Regions from separate parts of the Homo sapiens genome. Here region 1 is linked to region 2. A link is a loop called in an ENCODE intact Hi-C map of the cell type or tissue named here. Cell type or tissue: ascending aorta. All regions are shown on one strand. Links, peaks and the distances in the headings refer to the core of each region. The heading gives the core; the rest is flanking DNA.

Evidence for each region. Hi-C counts contacts between places; a loop is a spot of excess contacts. Peaks named below come from ENCODE experiments on the same cell type or tissue, not always from the same donor. Only the 100,000 strongest peaks of a DNase experiment are listed, where the experiment ranks them.
Region 1: a loop joins it to region 2, with 2.5 times the contacts of the local background. A loop is called at or near these places in 5 of 110 quality-filtered maps.

What each region holds. Positions count from the first base shown.
Region 1 is chr6:89,216,002-89,231,473 of GRCh38, reverse strand. It overlaps GABRR1 (gamma-aminobutyric acid type A receptor subunit rho1), which reads left to right and starts at 14,116. Exons shown (of 10, transcript NM_002042.5): 1 at 14,116-14,273. The coding sequence starts at 14,152. In ascending aorta, for the core only: no CTCF peak of the experiment used is centred there; no DNase peak of the experiment used is centred there; H3K4me3 peaks cover 960 bases; H3K27ac peaks cover 963 bases.
Region 2 is chr6:89,151,588-89,163,081 of GRCh38, reverse strand. It overlaps PM20D2 (peptidase M20 domain containing 2), which reads right to left. Exons shown (of 7, transcript NM_001010853.3): 3 at 9,897-10,039; 4 at 8,180-8,334; 5 at 4,622-4,757; 6 at 1,192-1,299; 7 at 1-973. The coding sequence ends at 819. Among named protein-coding and RNA genes, the nearest start is that of PM20D2, 11 kb to the right of the region's middle. In ascending aorta, for the core only: no CTCF peak of the experiment used is centred there; a DNase peak (open chromatin) is centred at 941; H3K4me3 peaks cover 1,326 bases; H3K27ac peaks cover 2,500 bases.

The sequences.
Region 1 (15,472 bases), core at 12,973-15,472, 55 kb before region 2:
TCTGGAGGCATCACATTACCTGACTTCAAACTATATTATAAGGCCATAGTCACCAAAACAGCATGGTACTGGTATAAAAATAGGCACATAGACCAATGAAACAGAATAGAGAACCCAGAAATAAACCCAAATACTTACAGCCAACTGATTTTTGCAAAAGCAAACAAAAGGAAAGATTCCCTTGTAGGGAGGAGCCAAGATGGCCGAATAGGAACAGCTCCCGTCTACAGCTCCCAGCGTGAGCGACGCAGAAGACGGGTGATTTCTGCATTTCCATCTGAGGTACCGGGTTCATCTCTCTAGGGAGTGCCAGACAGTGGGCGCAGGCCAGTGGGTGCGCGCACCGTGCGCGAGCCGAAGCAGGGCGAGGCATTGCCTCACCTGGGAAGCGCAAGGGGTCAGGGAGTTCCCTTTCCGAGTCAAAGAAAGGGGTGATGGACGCACCTGGAAAATCGGGTCACTCCCACCCGAATATTGCGCTTTTCAGACCGGCTTAAAAAACGGCGCACCACGAGACTATATCCCACACCTGGCTCGGAGGGTCCTACGCCCATGGAATCTCGCTGATTGCTAGCACAGCACTCTGAGATCAAACTGCAAGGCGGCAGCGAGGCTGGGGGAGGGGTGCCCGCCATTGCCCAGGCTTGCTTAGGTAAACAAAGCAGCTGGGAAGCTCGAACTGGGTGGAGCCCACCACAGCTCAAGGAGGCCTGCCTGCCACTGTAGGCTCCACCTCTGGGGGCAGGGCACAGACAAACAAAAAGACAGCAGTAACCTCTGCAGACTTAAATGTCCCTGTCTGACAGCTTTGAAGAGAGCAGTGGTTCTCCCAGCACGCAGCTGGAGATCTGAGAACCGGCAGACTGCCTCCTCAAGCGGGTCCCTGACCCCTGACCCCCGAGCAGCCTAACTGGGAGGCACCCCCAGGCAGGGGCACACTGACACCTCACAAGGCAGGGTATTCCAACAGACCTGCAGCTGAGGGTCCTGTCTGTTAGAAGGAAAACTAACAAACAGAAAGGACATCCACACCGAAAACCCATCTGTACATCACCATCATCAAAGACCAAAAGTAGATAAAACCACAAAGATGGGGAAAAAACAGAACAGAAAAACTGGAAACTCTAAAACGCAGAGCGCCTCTCCTCCTCCAAAGGAACGCAGTTCCTCACCAGCAACAGAACAAAGCTGGATGGAGAATGACTTTGACGAGCTGAGAGAAGAAGGCTTCAGATGATCAAATTACTCTGAGCTACGGGAGGACATTCAAACCAAAGGCAAAGAAGTTGAAAACTTTGAAAAAAATTTAGAAGAATGTATAACTAGAATAACCAATACAGAGAAGTGCTTAAAGGAGCTGATGGAGCTGAAAACCAAGGCTCGAGAACTACGTGAGGAATGCAGAAGCCTCAGGAGCCGATGCGATCAACTGGAAGAAAGGGTATCAGCAATGGAAGATGAAATGAATGAAATGAAGCGAGAAGGGAAGTTTAGAGAAAAAAGAATAAAAAGAAATGAGCAAAGCCTCCAAGAAATATGGGACTATGTGAAAAGACCAAATCTACGTCTGATTGGTGTACCTGACAGTGATGGGGAGAATGGAACCAAGTTGGAAAACACTCTGCAGGATATTATCCAGGAGAACTTCCCCAATCTAGCAAGGCAGGCCAACGTTCAGATTCAGGAAATACAGAGAATGCCACAAAGATACTCCTCGAGAAGAGCAACTCCAAGACACATAATTGTCAGATTCACCAAAGTTGAAATGAAGGAAAAAATGTTAAGGGCAGCCAGAGAGAAAGGTCGGGTTACCCTCAAAGGGAAGCCCATCAGACTAACAGCGGATCTCTCCGCAGAAACCCTACAAGCCAGAAGAGAGTGGGGGCCAATATTCAACATTCTTAAAGAAAAGAATTTTCAATGCAGAATTTCATATCCAGCCAAACTAAGCTTCATAAGTGAAGGAGAAATAAAATACTTTACAGACAAGCAAATGCTGAGAGATTTTGTCACCACCAGGCCTGCCCTAAAAGAGCTCCTGAAGGAAGCGCTAAACATGGAAAGGAACAACCGGTACCAGCTGCTGCAAAATCATGCCAAAATGTAAAGACCATCGAGACTAGGAAGAAACTGTGTCAACTAACGAGCAAAATCACCAGCTAACATCATAATGACAGGATCAAATTCACACATAACAATATTAACTTTAAATGTAAATGGCCTAAATGCTCCAATTAAAAGACACAGACTGGCAAATTGGATAAAGAGTCAAGACCCATCAGTGTGCTGTATTCAGGAAACCCATCTCATGTGCAGAGACACACATAGGCTCAAAACAAAAGGATGGAGGAAGATCTACCAAGCAAATGGAAAACAAAAAAAGGCAGGGGTTGCAATCCTAGTCTCTGATAAAACAGATTTTAAACCAACAAAGATCAAAAGAGACAAAGAAGGCCATTACATAATGGTAAAGGGATCAATTCAACAAGAAGAGCTAACTATCCTAAATATATATGCACCCAATACAGGAGCACCCAGATTCATAAAGCAAGTCCTGAGTGACCTACAAAGAGACTTAGACTCCCACACATTAATAATGGGAGACTTTAACACCCCACTGTCAACATTAGACAGATTGAGACAGAAAGTCAACAAGGATACCCAGGAATTGAACTCAGCTCTGCACTAAGCGGACCTAATAGACATCTACAGAACTCTCCACCCCAAATCAACAGAATATACATTTTTTTCAGCACCACACCACACCTATTCCAAAATTGACCACATACTTGGAAGTAAAGCTCTCCTCAGCAAATGTAAAAGAACAGAGATTATAACAAACTATCTCTCAGACCACAGTGCAATCAAACTAGAACTCAGGATTAAGAATCTCACTCAAAGCCGCTCAACTACATGGAAACTGAACAACCTGCTCCTGAATGACTACTGGGTACATAATGAAATGAAGGCAGAAATAAAGATGTTCTTTGAAACCAACGAGAACAAAGACACAACATACCAGAATCTCTGGGACGCATTCAAAGCAGTGTGTAGAGGGAAATTTATAGCACTAAATGCCCACAAGAGAAAGCAGGAAAGATCCAAAATTGACACCCTAACATCACAATTAAAAGAACTAGAAAAGCAAGAGCAAACACATTCAAAAGCTAGCAGAAGGCAAGAAATAACTAAAATCAGAGCAGAACTGAAGGAAATAGAGACACAAAAAACCCTTCAAAAAATCAATGAATCCAGGAGCTGGTTTTTTGAAAGGATCAACAAAATTGATAGACCGCTAGCAAGACTAATAAAGAAAAAAAGAGAGAAGAATCAAATAGACACAATAAAAAATGATAAAGGGGATATCACCACCGATCCCACAGAAATACAAACTACCATCAGAGAATACTACAAACACCTCTACACAAATAAACTAGAAAATCTAGAAGAAATGGATAAATTCCTCAACACATACACTCTCCCAAGACTAAACCAGGAAGAAGTTGAATCTCTGAATAGACCAATAACAAGAGCTGAAATTGTGGCAATAATCAATAGTTTACCAACCAAAAAGAGTCCAGGACCAGATGGATTCACAGCTGAATTCTACCAGAGGTACAAGGAGGAACTGGTACCATTCCTTCTGAAACTATTCCAATCAATAGAAAAAGAGGGAATCCTCCCTAACTCATTTTATGAGGCCAGCATCATTCTGATACCAAAGCCGGGCAGAGACACAACCAAAAAAGAGAATTTTAGACCAATATCCTTGATGAACATTGATGCAAAAATCCTCAATAAAATACTGGCAAACCGAATCCAGCAGCACATCAAAAAGCTTATCCACCATGATCAAGTGGGCTTCATCCCTGGGATGCAAGGCTGGTTCAATATACGCAAATCAATAAATGTAATCCAGCATATAAACAGAGCCAAAGACAAAAACCACATGATTATCTCAATAGATGCAGAAAAAGCCTTTGACAAAATTCAACAACCCTTCATGCTAAAAACTCTCAATAAATTAGGTATTGATGGGACGTATTTCAAAATAATAAGAGCTATCTATGACACCCACAGCCAATACCATACTGAATGGGCAAAAACTGGAAGCATTCCCTTTGAAAACTGGCACAAGACAGGGATGCCCTCTCTCACCACTCCTATTCAACATAGTGTTGGAAGTTCTGGCCAGGGCAATTAGGCAGGAGAAGGAAATAAAGGGTATTCAATTAGGAAAAGAGGAAGTCAAATTGTCCCTGTTTGCAGACGACATGATTGTATATCTAGAAAACCCCATTGTCTCAGCCCAAAACCTCCTTAAGCTGATAAGCAACTTCAGCAAAGTCTCAGGATACAAAATCAATGTACAAAAATCACAAGCATTCTTATACACCAACAACAGACAAACAGAAAGCCAAATCATGAGTGAACTCCCATTCACAGTTGCTTCAAAGAGAATAAAATACCTAGGAATCCAACTTACAAGGGATGTGAAGGACCTCTTCAAGGAGAACTACAAACCACTGCTCAAGGAAATAAAAGAGGATACAAACAAATGGAAGAACATTCCATGCTCATGGGTAGGAAGAATCAATATCGTGAAAATGGCCATACTGCCCAAGGTAATTTACAGATTCAATGCCATCCCCATCAAGCTACCAATGACTTTCTTCACAGAATTGGAAAAAACTACTTTAAAGTTCATATGGAACCAAAAAAGAGCCCGCATTGCCAAGTCAATCCTAAGCCAAAAGAACAAAGCTGGAGGCATCACACTACCTGACTTCAAACTATACTACAAGGCTACAGTAACCAAAACAGCATGGTACTGGTACCAAAACAGAGATATAGATCCATGGAACAGAACAGAGCCCTCAGAAATAACGCCGCATACCTACAACTATCTGATCTTTGACAAACCTGAGGAAAACAAGCAATGGGGAAAGGATTCCCTGTTTAAAAAATGGTGCTGGGAAAACTGGCTAGCCATATGTAGAAAGCTGAAACTGGATCCCTTCCTTACACCTTATACAAAAATCAATTCAAGATGGATTAAAGATTTAAACGTTAGACCTAAAACCATAAAAACCCTAGAAGAAAACCTAGGCATTACCATTCAGGACATAGGCATGGGCAAGGACTTCATGTCCAAAACACCAAAAGCAATGGCAACAAAAGACAAAATTGACAATGGGATCTAATTAAAATAAAGAGCTTCTGCACAGCAAAAGAAACTACCATCAGAGTGAACAGGCAACCTACAAAATGGGAGAAAATTTTCGCAACCTACTCATCTGACAAAAGGCTAATATCCAGAATCTACAATGAACTCAAACAAATTTACAAGAAAAAAACAAACAACCCCATCAAAAGTTGGGCGAAGGACATGAACAGACACTTCTCAAAAGAAGACATTTATGCAGCCAAAAAACACATGAAAAAATGCTCATCATCACTGGCCATCAGAGAAATGCAAATCAAGACCACTATGAGATACCATCTCACACCAGTTAGAATGGCAATCATTAAAAAGTCAGGAAACAACAGGTGCTGGAGAGGATGTGGAGAAATAGGAACACTTTTACATTGTTGGTGGGACTGTAAACTAGTTCAACCATTGTGGAAGTCAATGTGGCGATTCCTCAGGGATCTAGAACTAGAAATACCATTTGACCCAGCCATCCCATTACTGGGTATATACCCAAATGACTATAAATCATGCTGCTATAAAGACACATGCACACGTATGTTTATTGCGGCATTATTCACAATAGCAAAGACTTGGAACCAACCCAAATGTCCAACAATGATAGACTGGATTAAGAAAATGTGGCACATATACACCATGGAATACTATGCAGCCATAAAAAATGATGAGTTCATGCCCTTTGTAGGGACATGGATGAAATTGGAAATCATCATTCTCAGTAAACTATCGCAAGAACAAAAAACCAAACACCGCATATTCTCACTCATAGGTGGGAATTGAACAATGAGATCACAGGGACACAGGAAGGGGAATATCACACTCTGGGGACTGTGGTGGGGTGGGGGGAGGGGGGAGGGATAGCATTGGGAGATATACCTAATGCTAGATGACGAGTTAGTGGGTGCAGCGCACCAGCATGGCACATGTATACATATGTAACTAACCTGCACAATGTGCACATGTACCCCAAAACTTAAAGTATAATTAAAAAAAAAAAAAAAGCAAACAGAAACATAAAGTGGGGAAAGTACACCCTATTCAACAAATGGTGCTGGGATAATTGGCAAGCCACACGCAAGAGAATGAAACTGGATTCTCATCACTCACCTTATATAAAAATCAACTCAAAATGTATCAAGGACTTAAATCTAAGACCTGAAACTGTAAAAATTCTAGAAGATGGCTGGGCACGGTGGCTCTCGCCTATAATCCCAGCACTTTGGGAGGCCAAGGCGGGTGGATCACGAGGTCAGGAGTTCAAGACTAGCCTGGCCGACATGGTGAAACTCCATCTCTACTAAAAATACAAAAATTAGCTGGGTGTGGTGTTGGGTGCCTGTAATCCCAGCTACTTGGGAGGCTGAGGCAGGAGAATCGCTTGAACCTGGGAGGCGGAGGTTGCAGTAAGCCAAGATCACGCCACTGCACTCCAGCCTGGGTGACAGAGCAAGACCCTGTCTTGGGGAAAAAAAAAAATTCTAGAAGAAAACATCAGAAAAACTCTTCTACATATTGGCTTAGGCAAAGACTTCATGACCAAGAACCCAAATGCAAATGTGACAAAAACAAAGATAAACAGGTGGGACTTAAACTAAAGAGCTTCTGCACAGCAAAAGGAACACTCAGCAGAGTAAACAGACAACCCACAGAGTGGGAGAAAATCTTCACAATCTATACATCAGGCAAAGGACTAATATCCAGAATCTACAACAAACTCAAACAAATTACAGGAGAAAAAAATTCCATAAAAAAGTGGGCTAAGGACGTGAATAGATGATTCTCAAAAGAAGACATACAAATGGCCAACAAACATGAAAAAATGCTCAACATCACAAATGATCAGGGAAATGCAAATCAAAACCACAATGCAGGCTGGGCATGGTGGCTCACACCTGTAATCTCAGCTCTTTGGGAGGCCAAGGCAGGCAGATCACCTGAGGTTAAGAGTTTGAGACCAGCCTGGCCAACATGGTGAAACCCTGTCTCTACTAAAAGTACAAAAATTAGCTGGGCGTGGTAATGCATACCTGTAATCCCAGCTACTACTTGGGAGGCTGAGGTAGGAGAATCGCTTGAACTCAGGAGGTGGAGGTTGAGTGAGCCAAGATCATGCCACTGCACTCCAGCCTGTGCGACAGAGTAAGACTCCATCTCAAAAAACAAAACAAAACAGAACAAAACAAACAAACAAAACCCCTGGCGGCCAGGCGTGGTGGCTCATGCCTGTAATCCCGGCACTTTGGGAGGCCGAGGCAGGCAGATCATGAGGTCAAGAGATCGAGATCATCTGGCCAACATGGTGAAACCCCGTCTCTATTAAAAATACAAAAATAAGCTGGGCATGGTGGCATATGCCTGTAGTCCCAGCTACTCGAGAGGCTGAGGCTGGAGAATCGCTTGAACCCAGGAGGCAGAGGTTGCAGTGAGCCAAGATGGTGCCATTGCACTCCAGCCTGGCGACAGAGCAAGACCTCCGTCTCAAAAAAAAAAAAAACCCACAATGCAATACCACCTTACTCCTGCAAGAATGGCCATTAAAAAAAAAAAAAAAGATATTGGTGTGGATGCAGTGAAAAGGAACCACTTCTACACTGCTGATGGGAATGTAAACTAGTACAACCACTATGGAAAACAGTGTGGAGATTCCTTAGAGAACTAAAAGTAGAAACTACCATTTGATCCAGCAATCCCGCTACTGAGTATCTATCCAGAGGAAAAGAAGTCATTAAATGAAAAAGACACTTGTACACGCATGTTTATAGCAGCACAATTACCAGCTGCAAAAATGTGAAACCAGCCCAAATGCCCAACAATCAACGAGTGGATAAAGAAACCGTGGCATATATATACAATGGAATACTACTCAGCCATAAAAAGGAATGAATTAATGGCATTCACAGCAACCTGGATGGATCTGGAGAATATTACTCTAAGTGAAGTAACTCAGGAATGGAAAACCAAACATTGTATGTCCTCACTCATAAGTGGGAGCTAAGCTATGAGGATGCAAAGGCATAAGAATTTCACAGTGGACTTAGAGGACTCGGGGAAAGGGTGGGAAGGAGGTGAGGGATAAAAAGACTACAAAATGGGTTCAGTATATATTGTTTGGGTGATGGGTGCACCGAAATCCCACGAATTACCACTAAAGAACTTACTCATGTAACCAAATACCACCTGTTCCCCAAAAACCTATGGAAATTAAAAAAAAAAATCTAGACAAGGACATTGATTTCTACCCACTGTCAGACATCAAGTTCATGATGATGCTTGTGATGACAAAATAATATGTGTGGATAAAATTAAGCCTCTGCTATCAAAACGTCATAGTTTAACGGTCTATTGATCCTTGGCACCACAGTTGTGGCTGGAGCTGTTGTGGAACGCTGGGCTGGGTGTGTTCAGACCACAAAACTTAGACTGTAAAAAAATTTAACTCAAGCTAATTGAGGCTTCCTGTCCATCTAGATCTCTCATCAATCATGAAAATTTCATTTTAGATGGTGGGCAGTCTCCAAAAAGCCTATTGTCATGATCGTAAATTAATAAGTAAAGTGCTTTCAGAGTGACACCAACACCAGCTGGTTTATGGCATTGGTAATTTAGCAGGGAAGGAGAGACAGGGAAATGACAAAAAGAGCACATTACAGATGGGCATTAAAAAACCTCAAGATCAAGGAATCTGACCTGAATTAAACGAGCAGATGCAGAACGGGGGTGGTTCCTTTGGAAGCACACTATAAATACCACAGCCTTCCCGACAGGACTTATATTAACGGTCTGACTGATGTTTTGTCCCTTCTTTGTTTTATTTGGATGTTCTGACTAATCTGAGTGTTTGGCTCCAGATATGCAGTGGGCCAAGGGGAAAAGGAGCCCCACAAAGTGGGTTTACAGGAATCGAATTTAGGATCCAAGCCACTGCTACTTGACTCTTGGGATGGGAAGAAAAATTGGAGAGTTCAGCACATTGCTGACTGTTCCCCCAAATTTATTTTTTGTTTTCATCATGATATAATTTTATCCAGGTATAAGATGACTCATTGAGAGACCACATTTCTTGGACTCCTTACAGTTAGGAGTGACTATCAGGCCAAGTTTCTTGCCAGTGAAATGTGAATTGAAGTGATGAGTGCAGCTCCTATGTCACTTGCCTAAACAGAAATTGCTTGCTTTTCATGTCTTCTCTGCCTACTGGCAGCCCAACTTTAACCAGGTACACAAAGACCATACCCTGAGAAAGGGCAACAAGACGAAAGGCACTTCGTCCTGGAGCAGATTCCCTTCAGTCTGGACCACTCACCTCTAAGCTGTTCCATGACAAAGAAATGCTATTCTTTTTATTGATCTTTCCATGGCTCGATTACAGCAGCAGCTTAAATAGTAGGCTTGACGATACAGTGAGTAAAGAAGCAGCTGCATCAGGAACTGAAAAATGGCTCTTCGGGTCATTGTTTCATCAAATTCCTTTCCTTTGCCTTTTTATTTGTCCCTTATCCCCTACCTGGAAAGGGCCAGTCCAATGCTGGGAGATTATGTTTAGGCATTGAGCTCAGAGCCAAATTGGTGCACGTGTACAGTCATCCCTCGGTACCAAGGGGATTGGTTCCAGGACCCCAAGGATTCCAAAATCCATGGATGCTTAAGTCCCTTCATAAAATGGGGTAGTATTTGCATATAACCTACACACATTCTCCTGTATACTTTAAATCATCTCAGATTACTTCTAATATCTAATACAATGTAAATACTAGCAAGTAGTTGTTATACTACATTAGTTTTTTGAATTTGTGTTCTTTGTTTTTCTATCCCCAGATATTTTTGATCTGCACTTGGTTGAATCTACAGATGTAAAACCCACGGATGCAGAGGGCTGACTGTGGCTAGAAAATGTGCTGCAGGGAGCACGTGGAAACAGCTGATGAGCACCTGCAGCCCCTGTTTGGGAGCAGCTGGGGTGTGCTGCCTGCCGTTCACCCATCAGTCAGTGAGTGCCTTGTGTGTGGTGTTGGGTTGGCTCTGAGGGCTTGGGGCAGGGAGACTTTTGATGGCCATGAGAAGATAAGCTGGAGTTAAGCATTGCCTGGTCCCTCTTCTGCTGAAGAAATTATTGCCCTGGAGACCCTGCATTGCTGTAGGGAAGGCCATGATGGCTGAGGAATAAAAAGGAGAGTGAGAAGAGAGAGAAGGCTGGCATACTCAATAAAGGAAAAGAAGAGTTTTGTCAAAAAATAGTGTTTTTGGCCAGGCGCGGTGGCTCATGCCTGTAACCCCAGCACTTTGGGAGGCTGAGGTAGGCGGATCACCTGAAATTGGGAGTTGGAGACCAGCTTGACCAACATGGAGAAACCCCGTCTCTACTAAAAATACAAAATTAGCTGGGTGTAGTGGCGAATGCGTGTAATCCCAGCTACTCGGGAGGCTGAGGCAGGAGAATCACTTGAACCTGGGAGGCAGAGGTTGTGGTGAGCTGAGATCATGCCATTGCACTCCAGCCTGGGCAACAAGAACGAAACTCCGTCTCAAAAAAAAAAGCATTTTTAAAACTTGGTCTGGAAGTGTTATAGTTCAGTAAGTCAGTCTGGATCCTTAATATGCTCTGATGCTGGCCCTAACTGGTTCTCTCAGGCCTCTTTACAACTCCCTTCTACATCCTTGTCCTATAAAGAGGGCACAGATACTCTCCGCATTAGAGCCACGTGGTGTTAGTGGGAAATAAAGTTGATTAAGAACATTTACAAGCAACAAAGTAGTGAAATGCCATGACTTTCTAAGTTCTCATGACAGCAGTAAGAGGGATGCATGGTTGGCTCAAGCCCAAAGCAGAAAGGGCTCTAAGACAGGGCCCCTCCCCTCAAGGTTCTGCCATAGGAACTTCTGGATGGAGGAAGTGGCCTTGTTGCAAAGGCTCAGCAGCTGGTACCGCCTGTCCTGCCATCAAACTAACTGGGGACCTGCTGAACCAGCTCTCCTTAGCTAAGAGAGGGTAGGAAATGCGTGTTTGAGGCCTTCCGGTTTGCTCTCTTTGGTTATGCCCAGGCTCCTGGCCCCTGGAGCTAGTCCAGGATCCTCTAAACAAGAAAGAAAGGTATTTTCCAATCTGGGCATTAGGAGCCATTTAATGTCCTTTCTACCTCCCCAATTTAATGCCTTATTGTCCTGTTCATTTTGATGTACTCAGCTCCAGAATATCTCCCTTTAGACAATTTGGTCTTTAAATCAGCAAGTCACTACAACTTAAGTATCCAACCATGCTTAGCTTACATTGACCTCGGGAGACATCACATATTCTGCCTTTATTTCTATATGTTGAATGTTTTTGACATCTATTAATTGAAAGCACGTTAAAGGATGATTTATATAAGAGGATATAATCATGACTCTCACATAACTATAAAATGAACAGACATTGAAGATTTTATTTAACTCATTATTTAGTTAAGGGACCAGTAAGATGTTACAACTGGTTCAAATAAGGGCTTGATTTATAGAGATTTATACTCTCCACAGCACAAAAGGAATAATTTGCATAGCTATGGACAGGAAAGCTATGCGTTACTATCAGTTTGCTACGTGTTAACATCTACTATTACAGAATTGTAAAATAGCCTAAAGACAATCAAAGTCATACATCCCTATAGGATCAGACAATCCCTGGAGGACCCGCTGGACAAGGCTTAGAATTCTATTGAAAGAACACCCAGTAATCTATTTTGCTCATTTCAAAGTTTGACGATTTTTCCTGACCATCTTCCTTCTCCTTGTTATTATATATAATTCTAAAGATTATTCTTGATCACAGAAAAAAGCTGGGCTCCTTAGGTTTGGCTGGTTACTTCTACAGTGCATCATAGATGCCTCCTTTGAAGTTTGCGTTGCAAAACCTAGAGCCATACGGTGTTGAATGATTCCAAATTAGCTCCTGCCTAGAAGTTATCATAAGGAATCTTAGCTTGGACTTCTAAAAGTGTCTGTTATTTTCTTTTCTTTTTTTGGGACGGAGTTTCATTCCTTATTGCCCAGGTTGGAGTGCAGTGGTGCGATCTCGGCTCACTACAACTTCCACCTCCCAGGTTCAAGCGATTCTCCTGTCTCAGCCTCCCAAGTAGCTGAGATTACAGGTGCCCGCCACCACACCGAGGTAATTTTTGTATTTTTAGTAGGGACAGGGTTTCACCATGTTGGCCAGGCTGGTCTCTAACTCCTGACCTCAGGTGATCCTCCCACCTTGGCCTCCCAAAGTGCTGGGATTACAGGCGTGAGCCACCGTGCCCCGCCATGTCTATTATTTTCTATCCTGCTAAGATTAGGAGACCAAGCCCAAGAAACTCCACCAAATTTTACCTGCAGTACCTATAGATTTGAGTGAATTCCTTTCTTCTAGAGGTTTCAGAAAAATACCTCCAAGTACTTGCCTAGAAGTGACTTTCCTTACTAACTGTAAGACTGGACACTATAAACTGGACCTACGTCAGGTTTCCTGAGAGGACATTATAGGCATTGGTTCCGTAAGTACAGCCAACCTTTATTCCTTAAAATGGCTTGTCACACCTCGTTAAATGAACATTATTCTCAAATAGGGCATTCAAGGCAAGGCTTTCATTGCATAATTGATGCTTCCAGTTGTATTTTGGCAAAAGGGAGGACAGATTCTTACTAAACCTATGCAAACAACTATATTGCCAAGAAATGTAGAGAGACTGGGTAAGAGTTTCTGAATTCAAATAAGAAGAATCGTGTTAGTGAGAATCATATATAATTTAAGAATACTTCATTCTGGTTTATAAAAGCAGAATTTAAAAGCTTATTGTGAATTACAGATAGCACAAGAAGAGAAAGAAAAGGCTTCTTACGATCTGGGAACAGAACCTTAAAACAACTGCATTTCAAATAACCCGAAAAAAATTTCTCTCATCAATTTTTTTTCAGTCTTGTGTAATTAATTCTCATTCTATTGGATCTTGGGTTAGCAGTTGTGTGAAACCGCTTTTCAGCTATAGAGTTATGGGAATCCTGACTCAGTTTACCGGTACAGTCTGAAAGTTACCAAAACCATGTCAGCTCAGCTTTGAAGAGTCAATAGTTTGGAGTACCTAATGCGGTCTCTTCCACGAGGCTCTGAGACTGTCTTTTGATGAAGACACAAGATCCGGCCTGTAGATTATAGCAGAGTCTTAAAGTAAGCATCAAAGCAAAAGAAAAACTGTCTACAAATAACACAGACTTGAGGCTACAGTTAATTTATTACTGGTATTTTTCAAATGTGGACAGTGCAGCAAGGTTCATGATAAGAACAATGCAACTGACAAGGAAATTTACTTGTTTCTGCGCCAAACAAAGACAAAAAAACCTCTTCCCCAGTTGCCCTCCCAATCTCAGCCATATAGACAGCCCACGCAGGTACCGAGCCCTGGGGTTTCAGGGATTCAGCCACAGGAAGTGGGGGCAGGAAGCTGTCCAAATCCAGCCCTCAGCTAAAGCAAATAATAATGGCCGTAAGCTTAAAATAGATCCAGGGAGGAGCTCATTAACGTGAACATAGAAAGCAGTTCCGCACCTCTGGCCTTACTCCTCTTGGAAATTGCTTTGGTCCATTTTTACTTCCTTTTATTCGACGCACCAGAAAATAAGACTTTTACCAACATTTTTACTGCATTTGACGATGAACTAATTTAGACCGGCTAAAATAATTGTTCCACTGGGACACAGGAATTCAACCTCAGTTCAGAAAATCCCTGACATCTGACGTAGGAGGATTTATAGGTTTAGTGGAAATTGCTTTCTCCTGCTCTCCAGATTGCATCCTGTGGGTTGATTTTTTTTTTGCATGAGTAAACATCCTTCTAATAATGAACAGACCAATAATGTCTTAAGAGAGAAAAAGAACAATCTTTTCCTTTTTGCTGTTTCTGGAGAGAGCTGTTTGAATTTGGAAACCCATGTTGGCTGTCCCAAATATGAGATTTGGCATCTTTCTTTTGTGGTGGGGATGGGTTTTGGCCACTGAAAGCAGAATGCACTGGCCCGGAAGAGAAGTCCACGAGATGTCTAAGAAAGGCAGGTGAGTGGACATTTAGGGATAGAGGATTTAGGAAAAGAGGATGCACAAAGTGAGCTTACAGTGTTCTTCTAGAAACTGAGCATCATTTCCAGCGTATGGTGTTTTGTGTGGATGCCTTTTTCTTCCCCTTCCCTTTGTTCTCCTGCTGCTCCCCTTTTAGAAAGTTAGAATTACGTTTTCTTTTAAAATGATGCTAGATTAGATCATTTTATCAGTGCATTTTTAAAATTCCTTATGAATTGTCCTGGGTGAAAGGTAGATTCTGGAAAATAGAATATATGCACATTTAAAAAAAATATCAAGGGCAATTGTTTGCTGTCTGTGTCCTAGGGTTAGAACAACTCTGTGAATTCTCAAATTACCAATGGGACCTGTATTTCATGAGAATGATTCTGCTCTAATTATTTCTGTTAGATTTGTGAATCATTTTTTAATATTTTAAAAGAAAGCAGCTTTCTCCAAGCTGTGTGACTAGAAGGATCATTATTAGATGGTTCCCTACCTATAAATTGGGAGGGCCAGGGACGGAGCCTCCTGCAGGCAAGTGCTTGCCTGTGGTCAACACCAAAGGTGCATGGTGCCCTGTCTGCCAGCACTTGCAGAGGGAGCTTACACAGGAAACCAGGTTCCCCACCAGCCCCTTAGCACTCGGCCTCACCTGGGCCATTCTGACGGCAGCACTGGCAATGTCTATCTGGGATGCACACCTGCTTGCCCGGCATCAGTCAATAATACAGGAGACTTGGAGACAACCTAATCCAGTGCTCTCTGTACTGATGAGGAAATGGAGACAGTAGGGCGTTGTTGATTCTTGGTCCTTTCTTAGCCTTAGCTTCAAATTGAACTTCACCTTTCTTTTGAGTGTAAATATAAATAGAGTCTGAGAGATCAGTGAATATGAAAAGATATCTAGCTTTTGGGAGTTTGGGGTTAGGAGGAGGGCTGTGTCTAGCACCTCAGTGTCCTCCTTCTGGGGCTGGAGGGAGCCCTCATCACATGGGCTCCCAAACAGCCAGCTGTAGCTCACAGCATTTGTTTCAAGCTGTTCTTAACAACATCACAAAACTAGGAGCTGAAATATCCAGTGGTCATGGTGAGCCCTGGGGTGCTAAGGGAGGCCACTGTGCCCTATTACCATCAGAGTCAGAAGTTGCTTGGGCAAACACTGGAACTTGTGGATTGGTGCAGCCGTAGAGATT
Region 2 (11,494 bases), core at 1-2,500:
AAAAAGACACTGGCAGGCCGGGTGCGGTGGCTCATGCCTGTAATCCCAGCACTTTAGGAGGCCGAGGCAGGTGCATCACCTGAGGTCAGGAGTTCGAGACCAGCCTGGCCAACATGGTGAAATGCCGTCTCTACTAAAAATACAAAAATTAGCTGGGCATGGTGCCACACACCTGTAATCCCAGCTACTTGGTAGGCTGAGGCAGGAGAATCACTTGAACCTGGGAGGCAGAGGTTGCAGTGAGCCGAGATTGTGCCACTACACTTCAGCCTGGGCAACAGAGCGAGGCTCTATCTTAAAACAAAAAAAGGAAAGACACTGGCTTCAAATATACAATCTGGTAGAGGAATTAATATACGATTAGAGAACAAGTTTACCACCCTATACCACAAAACACTCTCATGGGTGTCAATTCTGAATATAAGGTTTGAAATCTCTTAAGCTTTTAAAAATACACATAACATTTAAGGCTTACAAAAAGGTTTACTAACATATTTTATAAAAATGATGCCATGTATCCTCCAGGTTAAGAAATGGTATCACTACTGTGAAGGTGAGTGGTTGCGGGGTAAAAAAAAAGAAAGAATGGCATCACATACCAGCTCCTGTAATATCATAATCCTATCAAGTACGGATTTGCAAAAATTTTCACTTTAGATATGAGGTAATTAATATGTTTTCTCCACACCCTGTCCTCACTTATCAGGTAAAAAGAATTTTACTCCTTTAAGATTAAAAAACAAGCATGCCTTCATTAAAAGAGATTAAAAGAAAAAAATCATCACGTCTTCTTGATTTATAAGTGGCCCCTAAGTCTTTTATTCTACTGCATTTACAAACTGTTCTTCTTGAAGTTTCAGTTTAAAGTCCTCTCTGATTCCTTCCAGTAACTCTGGTTTAAAAATAACATCCAGTGCCGTCATTGCCAGAGCTTTGGCCGTCCGCAGAGTGTAGAACTGAGCTTCCTGTGACCCTAAAAGGTAGAGAAAATAAAATACCTCCTTACTTATTTAAGCTGTATTTAATTTCACAGGTTAGCTACCCGTATCTCAACTGGCTCTCCAACTGCCCACCACAGTGCAGTATTTACTGAGGTGATGTTATGTAGTGAAATAGTAGGTTAAACAGAAAGGCAGCTACTACCAGAAGAAGAGTGTGTGTGCCAAAACAGTCACATCCAACAACACTTACCAGCAGCTTCAGTGTACTGTTCAGTATGATTCAAGGCATTAGATCCAATGTGAAAATATGGATGAATTCCAGGAACCACAAAACTAACATTTCCAAAATCCGTAGATCCTTGGAACACACAAAGTTAAGAAAAGTCTATTTAAGTATATGTGGTTAAGTATTCTGGAGTTATGAAGTCACAGTCCCTGTTAGAAGAGACGCAGAGAAGTGAGCTTCTTGGAGAGTTGTCCGTATGCTCATGCTTTCATGGGCTCACCTTCCACTGAGTCTGCCACCCACTCCCCTGTATCAGTCACATCTCTCATGAAGGTCACTGCAAACCTGCCCTCACCTTGTCTCACGGCTTTTACTGGCCCTCTTGGCCAGCACTCCACACTGCCACCTACTCCCTTTCTTCTCTTCTGTGACACAGCACTTGCATGGCTTCCCTTCTGCCTCTCTGATGGCCCCTTCTTCTGTCTCTCTTGGGGATAGAGCCCCCTCTACCTGACGATGAAATAATAGTTACGGGAGACTCCATTCCAGGCCCCTTTCTCTTCTTACTGCATATTCTTTCTCAAGATTTTGTCCGTATGTATTGCTTCAAATCACCACCAACTCAAATCTCTTCCCAGTCTCTGCTAAGTTCCATGCTCATACATCCAGTTGCCAGCCTGGTATCTTCTCTTGGATGTCTTCAAGGTAGATCAAACTTAACATATCTAAAGTCAAACTCATGATCTTTCTCTTCTACCTCCACTCCACCTATCAACAGTACCTGCCAAATATCTCAGAATCCTAACGCTCTTTGCATCACCATCACCAACACCTGTCCTCAGCCTATGCTATCATTATCTCTTGCCTGAACTAGAAGTTTCCTAATTGGTCTAGCAGCATCTACTCTATTTGCCGTCTTTTTTTTTTCAATCTTCATTCACCTTTCCAACCTGATCTCATACCATGTTCCCACTACTCTCGATGCCCTAGCCGCTCTAGACACTCACCATGCTCTCCCTGTCACAGGACCCTTGCACATGCTATCCCTGCATCATCTCTGTAACTCTTACTTAACCTTCAAATTCCATCTTAAGCATCATTTCCTCAGCAAAGCCTTACTTACTTCACCTTCCCATAAAGTGAAATTCCTCTAGCATAAGCTCTCACAGAGATGTATTACTCTCCTTTACAGTACTTTTTAATTTTCCATGTATTGGATGATTTGGTTCATGCTTATGTCAGAAACTAAATTATGAGGCTGTATGAGGCAAGAAATAGTATTTGAAATGACTGTGCATCTAGCTTCTCACAGGATTGACACACAGGCACTTGTTGAATAAATCACAGTAAAAACAAAGCCTTATGTTCACTCAATGGATATTTACTGAATGTTTATTACATGTCAAACACCATGCAGGCAAAGTGAGACTACACAGTGATTGGTAAGAGAATAAAGGAATATGTGACAAAGAGTAGCTAACATTTATCTGGAATACTACGTTCCAAACACAATCCTAAGTGCTTTGTATGTATTCTCATTAATATTTAGAACAGTTTCCATTTTAAACATGAAGAAACCAAGGCTTATGGGTATTAAATAACATGCCGATAGTCTCACAGCTGCTAGTTATGTGGTAAATGCAGACTGAGGCCAGACTTTGAGGCATAGTAGCCTCTATAGAAGTACTGCTTCAGAAAATATTCACTAAGCACTTAACTGTGCCAGAAACGGCTCCACACACTGAGGATGCACAGTAATGGGACATCAGTGAACAGGATGGAAAAAGCCTCTCCAGTGTTTAAAGAGTCTAAAGAGTCTGAGTGTAAAAACAAAACAAAACAAAAAAGGATGGACAAAAAAAAACCTGTTGCATATTTTAAGATCTTACTTGTGGAACTAGACCCTAGAGCCCACAAATCATACCAAAATCACAGCCACTTTATCCTACTGTTTTGTCCATTATATAAAACCCAAACCCGGGGTAGAGCAGGCCATGTGTCTTCCCTTCTTCAGCTAGACAGCAGAAACCTGCTAGGGTAAAAGAACAGAACCATGCTGAGCTGAGCTTTCTTGCTGTCCAGAACAAAAGAAAACATGAAACTCTGATGTCCCTGGACAACTCCTCTCAGTGGCAATTCTCTCTCAATCCCTCAGCCCTACCAGCTCAATGCTCACTGTGTGCTACTTCCTAGAGGGAAAGTCTCTGAACTCCCTGACCTCCTTCCTAAACATTACATCTACTTCTCAAGTATCTTCCCTTAAAAACTATTTTCTTTTCCGTATTTCCCTCAAGCTTGTATCCACTCTTTCTATTTTCCTTGAAAGCTAACTCTCTTGAAAAAGAATAGTCTTCATTTGCTACTTCCACTATCTCAGCAGTCAATGCCCTGGGTAGAGAAGTGAGACCCAGCATCTGGTACCACTGGTCTTATACTATTTTCTTCCAGACAATTCATGAATTTCTAATTACTAGAGTCCAGTGGACACTAGACCATATTCATCTTATTCAGTCTCTACAGCACTTGACATGATTTATGCCTCCTTCTCTTCTGTAAGTTTTCTTCTCCCTTGGCTTCCATGACTTCTCCTCTCTCCTGATTGTCTGGCTTTCTCTCTGACCACTTCGTTGACTGCCAATGTCTGATCTCTGGGAATCTTCTTCCTCTATGTATTTGGGCAACCTCATCGACATCTATGTCTTCTATATACCTTTCATATATGGACAACTCCTAAATCTCCAAACTAGACATCTTTTTGGGTTCTAGATTTAACAGGTACTGAACAGCTCCACTTAGAAATACTATAAGCACCTCAAGTTTAACATACTAATAATTTATAACAACCCCCTCTTACCCTAACCTGCTCTTTCTCTTGAACTCCTTATCTTAATGAATGACACCGACACCCCATTTTCACCACCAAGTCCTTTTGGGCCTACTTCAACAACATCTATTTTTAAAACAGATGATACATCTCTAACTTGCAAATGTATTAGTAATAATATGCTTTTAAAAGGAAAAAAAAACTAACATAACCCCAAATATGCTTATTTCAATTCTAGCTGTCTGTTGCTCCTCAGAAACTGAAAATGCCCCAGATAACTAAGTACTTAGTAACCTGCTTATTGTGATGACTGAGAATGAATTAAAATTCTATATCCCACCTTAGCAACTTACTTAAAAATTAAAACTAACGAAACTTAAACACTAGAAAATATTTAGAATACAGACAAAAATGTAGGTTGACTATTTCTAAAATCAAGTCTGCTCGTTTGACATTCTACACTCACTTAAGAGTCCATTAGTTTCTTTCCCCTAACCATAAAGTTTGTGAAAATATTAAAAACGTCAGTAGTACCTCCCGACCTCCCAAACCATTAAATACAACCAATTTAACCAAAGATGGTATTTCTCTTCCTCAAATAGCTCAATATATAAAAAAACACTTAATTACCTGAAGGGCCATTCAACATTGTATCTTCTGAAATGAACTCTATTCCTAGCTTTCTTCCATTTTCCATATAGGCTTTCCATAGGCTCTTATTGGGAAGAACATTGTAATAATCATGTGCTCCACCTTTAATTTCCACCTAATAAAAAATTGCAAAACAAATTTTGAAATAAAAAACTCAAATTCACTATCTAATTTTCAAACCAGTGATTGTTCTCTAATAGGAAGAGGTTTTAAGAGAAGATACTTTCCCTTCCAGATATAAACACTCTCAAATCTCTTACCTTAAAAAAGAAAAAAGATTTATTTTCTATAACGAGAGTTCCTAGGACTCTCTTTTATGCTATATATACACTAAACCCCACAATGTCACCAAGCTCTATACTAGCTACCAAGTGTCAACTTCAGTCACCTAGATAGGGTATGAGAAGGGCCCAGAAATTTTTATTTTATTTTTGAGATGGAGTCTCACTCTGTTGCCCAGGCTGGAGTGCAGTGGTGTGATCTCAGCTCACCACAACCTCCGCCTCCCAGGTTCAAATGATTCTCCTGCCTTAGCCTCCCAAGTAGCTGGGATTACAGGCGCCTGCCACCAAGCCCAGCTAATTGTTTTTGTATTTTAGTAGAGATGGGGTTTTGCCATGTTGGCCAGGCTGGCCTCAAACTCCTGACTTCATGTGATCTGCCCGTCTCGGCCTCCCAAAGTGCTGGGATTACAGGCATGAGCCACTGCACCCAGCCTAATTTTTATTTTAACCAGCACCTCAAAGTAATTCTGACATAGGTGACCCAAAAACCACACTCTGAGGAACACTGCTCTAGGATTCAGTCTCCAAAAAAAAGAAATTAAGCTTTACTAATATTCAATATGCAAACTGACACTGACATCACTGCCTGGTGTGAGAGGTAGAAAAGTACTCTGAGGGAAATGTAGAAGATTTGCAATGAGGAAGGGTTGACAACAGTCCTCATTTATTAATTTCAGTATATAAAGATACGGAAGCAGCTTTTATGTGCCCAGTTAAGTGGATTTACAGATTCAGTTTTGATTAAATAAAAATTGGCAATATTCCCTCAAACCAATATTAGCAAAAGCCAATCATAAAATGGCAGAGATGACATTTCTTTTATTCTTAGCAACATCTACGGTAGAAATTATGACAACCAAATCAGACCTTACAAGTCAGCCAAAATATAAGAAATTACTAAAAGATTATTTAAAATATAGATTTAGGCCAGGCAAGGTGGCTCACACCTGCAATCCCAGAACTTTGGGAGGCCAAAGCACGAGGATCACTTGAGCCCAGGAGTTTGAGACCAGCCTGGGCAACACAGGGAGAGCCTATCTCTACAAAAAACTTTAAAAATAAATAAATTAAATTAAATATAGATTCAAATCCAATAACAACAAACCTTACCATAAGGGAATACTGTATACCTTGAGATATTGCCTAATGATAATAGTTCACATCCATAAGTATTTCACAAATAAATATTTATAATTATAAATGAATAAGGGAATAAATATTTAGTTTTTACTGCCCTCAGCTATGGACATTTCACAGTTTTCATTCACTATAACCATCTTCTCTAGTGGCATATGAGAATACATCTTTGCTCCTACATCTGTCCATATGTTTATCGATTAACTACAACACAACACGAGCTTCTATATTCTTATCTTTGCTGACTATATTCCCTAAGAACTTTCAGTCTCTGTCTTTCCCATGCATATCTGAAAGTATGATCAACCTTCAAAGCTCAGTTCAGGTCTACAGTCTTCCACAAAACCTTCCTCCAAGGTTAACAGCCCCAGACCACTCTTTCCCACCTCTGATCCTCACGACACATTCCACACTACTCTCAGGACACGTAACATATGCTTTCTGAGAATTACTGCTACTGTGAGATACTGCTACTACGTGAATCAATCATACATCTCTAGACTAATAAGAACAGAAAAAAATAAGGCAATATAAATGAAGGCTGGGCTCTAAACCCTTCAGAAACATTATCTCATTTAATTCTCACAAGAATCCTAAGATAAATTGTTATTATCTCCATTTTTCAAGCAAGAAAATGGAGAGCCAAAGACACTAAACATTTCTAAAGGTTACAGAATTAGCTAGGCTGAGAGTTATGGGTCAAGATCTTGTCTCTCCAACTAGACTACAGGCTCCCTCTAGGGCAAGATTCTTATCTTGTATAATTCTAAAACTCACTCCACTTTACACAGTACATGATTTTAAATACTAACTTTATAGTTCAAATCAACAAAACCAGTCAGTGTGGTGGCTCACACCTGTAATTCCAGCACTTTGGGAGGCTGAGGTGGGTGGATCACAAGGTCAGGAGTTCGAGACCAGCCTGGCCAACATGATGAAACCTCGTCTCTACTAAAGATACAAAAAAATAGCTGGGTGTGGAGGCAGGCGCCTGTAATCCCAGCTACTCAGGAGGCTGAGGCAGGAGAATTGTTTGAACCTGGGAGGCAGAGGTTGCAGTGAGCTGAGATTGCGCCATTGCACTCCAGCCTGGGTGACAGGGCAAGACTCCGCCTCAAAAAAAAAAAAGAAAAAAAAAAATTAGCCAGGTGTGGTGGCAAGCGCCTGTAGTCCCAGCTACTTGGAAGGCTGAGGCATAAGAATCGCTTGAACCCAGGAGGCAGAGGAGGTTGCGTTGAGCCAAAATTGCACCACTGCGCTCCAGCCTGGGCAATAGAGCAAGACTTTGTCTCAAAAACAAACAAACAAACAGAAACAAATCAATAAAACCTCTTAACTAACTTCTGTGTCTATTTTATCTTCCATTCCAGCAAGCCATAGTATTTATATCACTACTATACACACCCTAACTTCAGAAATGGCTTTCGCTGGCTGGGCGAGGTGGTTCATGCCTATAATCCCAGCACTTTAGAAGGCCGAGGTGGGTGGATCACTTGAGCTCAGGAGTTTGAGACCAGCCTGGGCAACATGGTGAGACCCTGTCTCCAGAAAAACATACAAAAAATTAGCCACGTGTGGTGGTGCGTGCCTGTAGTCCCAGCTACTCAGCTGGCTGAGGTGGGAGGCAGAGGTGAGAGGATTGCTTCAGCCTGGAAGGCGGAGGTTGTAGTGAGCCAAGATCGTGCCGCTGCAACTCCAGCCTGGGCAATAGAGCAACACCCTGTCCCCCCACCAAAAAAAAAAAAAAAAAAAAAAAAAAAGCTTTTGCTGATTTTGCCATAAACTTTCCTTTATAGAAACTACATATAGCAATTCTAAAAGTATAACTGCCGACAAGGAAGAATATAACTTGTAAAAAGGCAGGGATTCTAGCATAGAAGTATCAGAATTATTCTAATTACTATATAAGTAAGATGACCTGTCATCTTCCCTATTGCAAGCACTGAGGAATGAAACGTGTAAAAATTAAAGACTTTCACATTAACTATTCAGCCAATTCATTTTGCATATTCAACATGTCACCAAATAAGAGAGTCAAGTTAGATTTCAATCTAACAGTGCTAGCCCACATATATACCTCTGATTGTAACTTAGATTAACTTTTAAAAGTTCTTACTGTGCACCCTGAAGCCAAAGCTGCAGCTCTGAAGCAATCTTCTGCCTTTTTGGTCAAAACTTGAAGTTCTTTCATTGAGGGTGCACGGAAGTAATAGATTAATTCAGAATAAGAGGGAATGATATTGGGTTTTACACCACCATTTTTTATTATACCTATAAAAAGAACCAAATTACTAGAATTAAGCTTGGTGACCATTTCTTTAAGCTTAAATACACCCATTAAGTTTTTCAGCCAATATGTTCATAAAGAAAAATAATTTAAACTCACTAGCTCCACCAATACACCAATCAAAGATTTTGTTATGTTGTACAACTGAAATTTCTTTACATAGGGTGATATTTTTTGGCTGATAAGAAAAAATAATTATCCATATGCACTTCATTCAGAAGAATTTACATAATGTTAAGAAATTATGATCCAGACTATAATGAAACTTAGAAATTATATAACCACAAAAAAAATTAGTAACATCTTAAGCTTTCTGGAAAAGATTTTACCATACCTCAACAATGGTATGAGGTTCTATAATTACCCTCATACCTCAGGAATCCCATGAGCATTTTAAATGGCATTTAGCTATAGGAAAAATAATTTTCATGCCAAGAAAAAAACCAATGCAGGTCAAAGATCACTAAGTATTATCAACTGTCAAAACAAATGTATTTATTTGGAATTATAAAGAATTAAGATTTATTCATTCGAAGTAATAACTAAAATAGATACAAAAAATCCAATGTCCTATGACCTACTTTAAAAAAATATTTCTACACATTCCTGTTTGTTCCTTTTAAAGAAACTAAAGCAGGAAAACTGGTAAAAGTACAATTACAAATTGACCTCAGGCTATAGCAAAATCAGGTAAAGAATAGATATTAAAATATAACAATTTCCTAAATCATAAGGAAATAAATTAAACAAATGTGTGCCTTCAAGACAGTACTTTGACTGTATTTATATTATGGTGATATATATATATAATTTTAAAAGACACTATTCAGGACCAGGCATGGTGGCTCACACCTGTAATCCCAGCACTTTGGGAGGCTGAGGTGGGCAGATCACTTAAGGCCAGGAGTTTGAGACCAGCCTGGCCAACATAGCAAGACCCCGTCTCTGCAAAAAATACAAATATTAGCTGGGTTTGGTGGTGTCTGCCTGCCTGTAATCCCAGCTATTTGGGAGGCTGAAGCAGGAGCATCACTTGAACCCAGGAAGCAGAAGTTGCAGTGAGCCGAGATTGCACCACTGCACTCCAGCCTGGGCAATAGAGCAAGACTGTCTCAAAAACAAAAAATCACACAAAAAGATATTACTCAGGACTAACAGCACTTAAATAAAACTAGCAGTTATTATACCTTTTTTTAATTGACAAAATTTGGTTATCATTAAGAAATAATGAGGACAACTGGAAAATCAAGATCCAATTTTCAAACACCCACCGAAAGAACACAGCCCCTTACATAAAACCTTTATCTTTGATACTCAAAGATGACATTCCATTTATGTACAATAATCAAAACTGTCTTTCTAACCCTATATAGACAAACATCTTAGTATCCTGTCACATGAATTTCTGAAAATATGCTTAAAAATCAGAATATTCATATGAAGTACAAAAATATTTCCAAATTTTTAAAAATTGAATATTAAATAATTATACTGCACTGAACTATAGCAAGCACCATCTATTATAGAAGGTATTTGACATTCATACCATGAACTCTCCAGGTTGGTTTCATTTGCTGTCTGAACACAGACAGATTGTTATAGGCCAGCACAGCAGCATCTAATGCATTTAATCCTTCCCAGGGATAAGAAGCAGAATGAGATGCTTTTCCATAGTATTTCACAGTCACACTAGGAAATAAAAAATCATTTGAAATTACTTTTGTTATTATTGCTAAAGTAAGAAAATCCAGGTAGTCAGAATTACCCAACTACTATTCAAAATTAATTCACATTGCTGGACTTTTGATTTGCAAATTATTTGTAGTAATAACACTGCAATTTATTTATGTTAGTTATAGTTTATTATTAGGTAACATAGTGCTTGACACAAAGAAAGCATTCCCAAAAAAGAGAGAAAAAGAGAAAAGATTAAATGTATACACAATCTAATGCAAACATGCAATATGGTATCAGGTGCTGAAATTACAAAAAAAAAAAATGGATCCTGTATGTTTTTACACAGCATTGTGATGATTCTATTATCAAAAGTCTGTAAAAAATCAGAAATTCTGTCTTAAGAGGTGGAAGGTCAGGAAAGCCAGAAAGGAGTTACTATTTGAAGTGGGTTAAGACAACCTCTGAAAATCAGATTATATTCAATGTTATCACAAGATACCCTAGTATTAAAGCAGTTGTTCCTGACCAATATCCAATATTTTATTATGTTCCAAAATGCCTACATCACTAATATTTTACATTTTAATAAACTGTTAAGTTCTCACACCAGTCTAACTGCTCTAATACAATTAAAAAAAAAAAGATTAGAGAAAGGATTGCGTGTTGAATAGTTACTTATAAAGCTCTGTGATTGACGTGCTTTGATAACACTTTTTAAGCCTGATTAATAATACCCACATTTAGGTGATTAGAAAACCAATCTGGACTTATTTTAATGGGTTAGATTCAGGAGTCCTTAGAATGCTTATGATATTTCTTCTCAACTGATTCCAGACATTCTATTAGCAGGACAAAAATCAAGTAAAAACATCAAACACGTATTAGATTTCAGGATACTGTATTGTTATTTCCTTGATATATATCTTATCACCATGACCTTGAAATGAATTTTTTTTTTTTTGGTACTCATCTCCCTCTGTCACCCTGGCTGGAGTGCAGTGGCGTGATCACAGCTCACTGCAGTCACCACCTCCCAAGTTCAAGCAATCCTCCTCTGCCTCAGCTTCCCACAGATGAATAGCTGAGACCACAGGAGTGCTCCATGCCCAGTTAATTTTTTATTTTTTTTTGTAGAGACAGGTTCTCACCATGTTGCCCAGGCTGGTCATGAACTCCTGGGCTCAAGAGACTCTCCTGCCTTGACGTCCCTAAGTGCTGTGATTACAGGTGTGAGCCACCTGGCCTGGCAAAACCGGAATTTCATCACAACTGGTGATAAATATTATAAAAACGAGAAGGATTATATGGAATTATTTTCAAGACATACTATTTAATTTTAAAAAGCCAGAACAATATATTGAGTGGAATACTTGAGGAAAACCTTCTTTCACAATTTATACAGGATTCTATTTATGTCCCATAAGTACACCAAAAACACTCTGAAAAGGATACATACCTCTAGAAAAA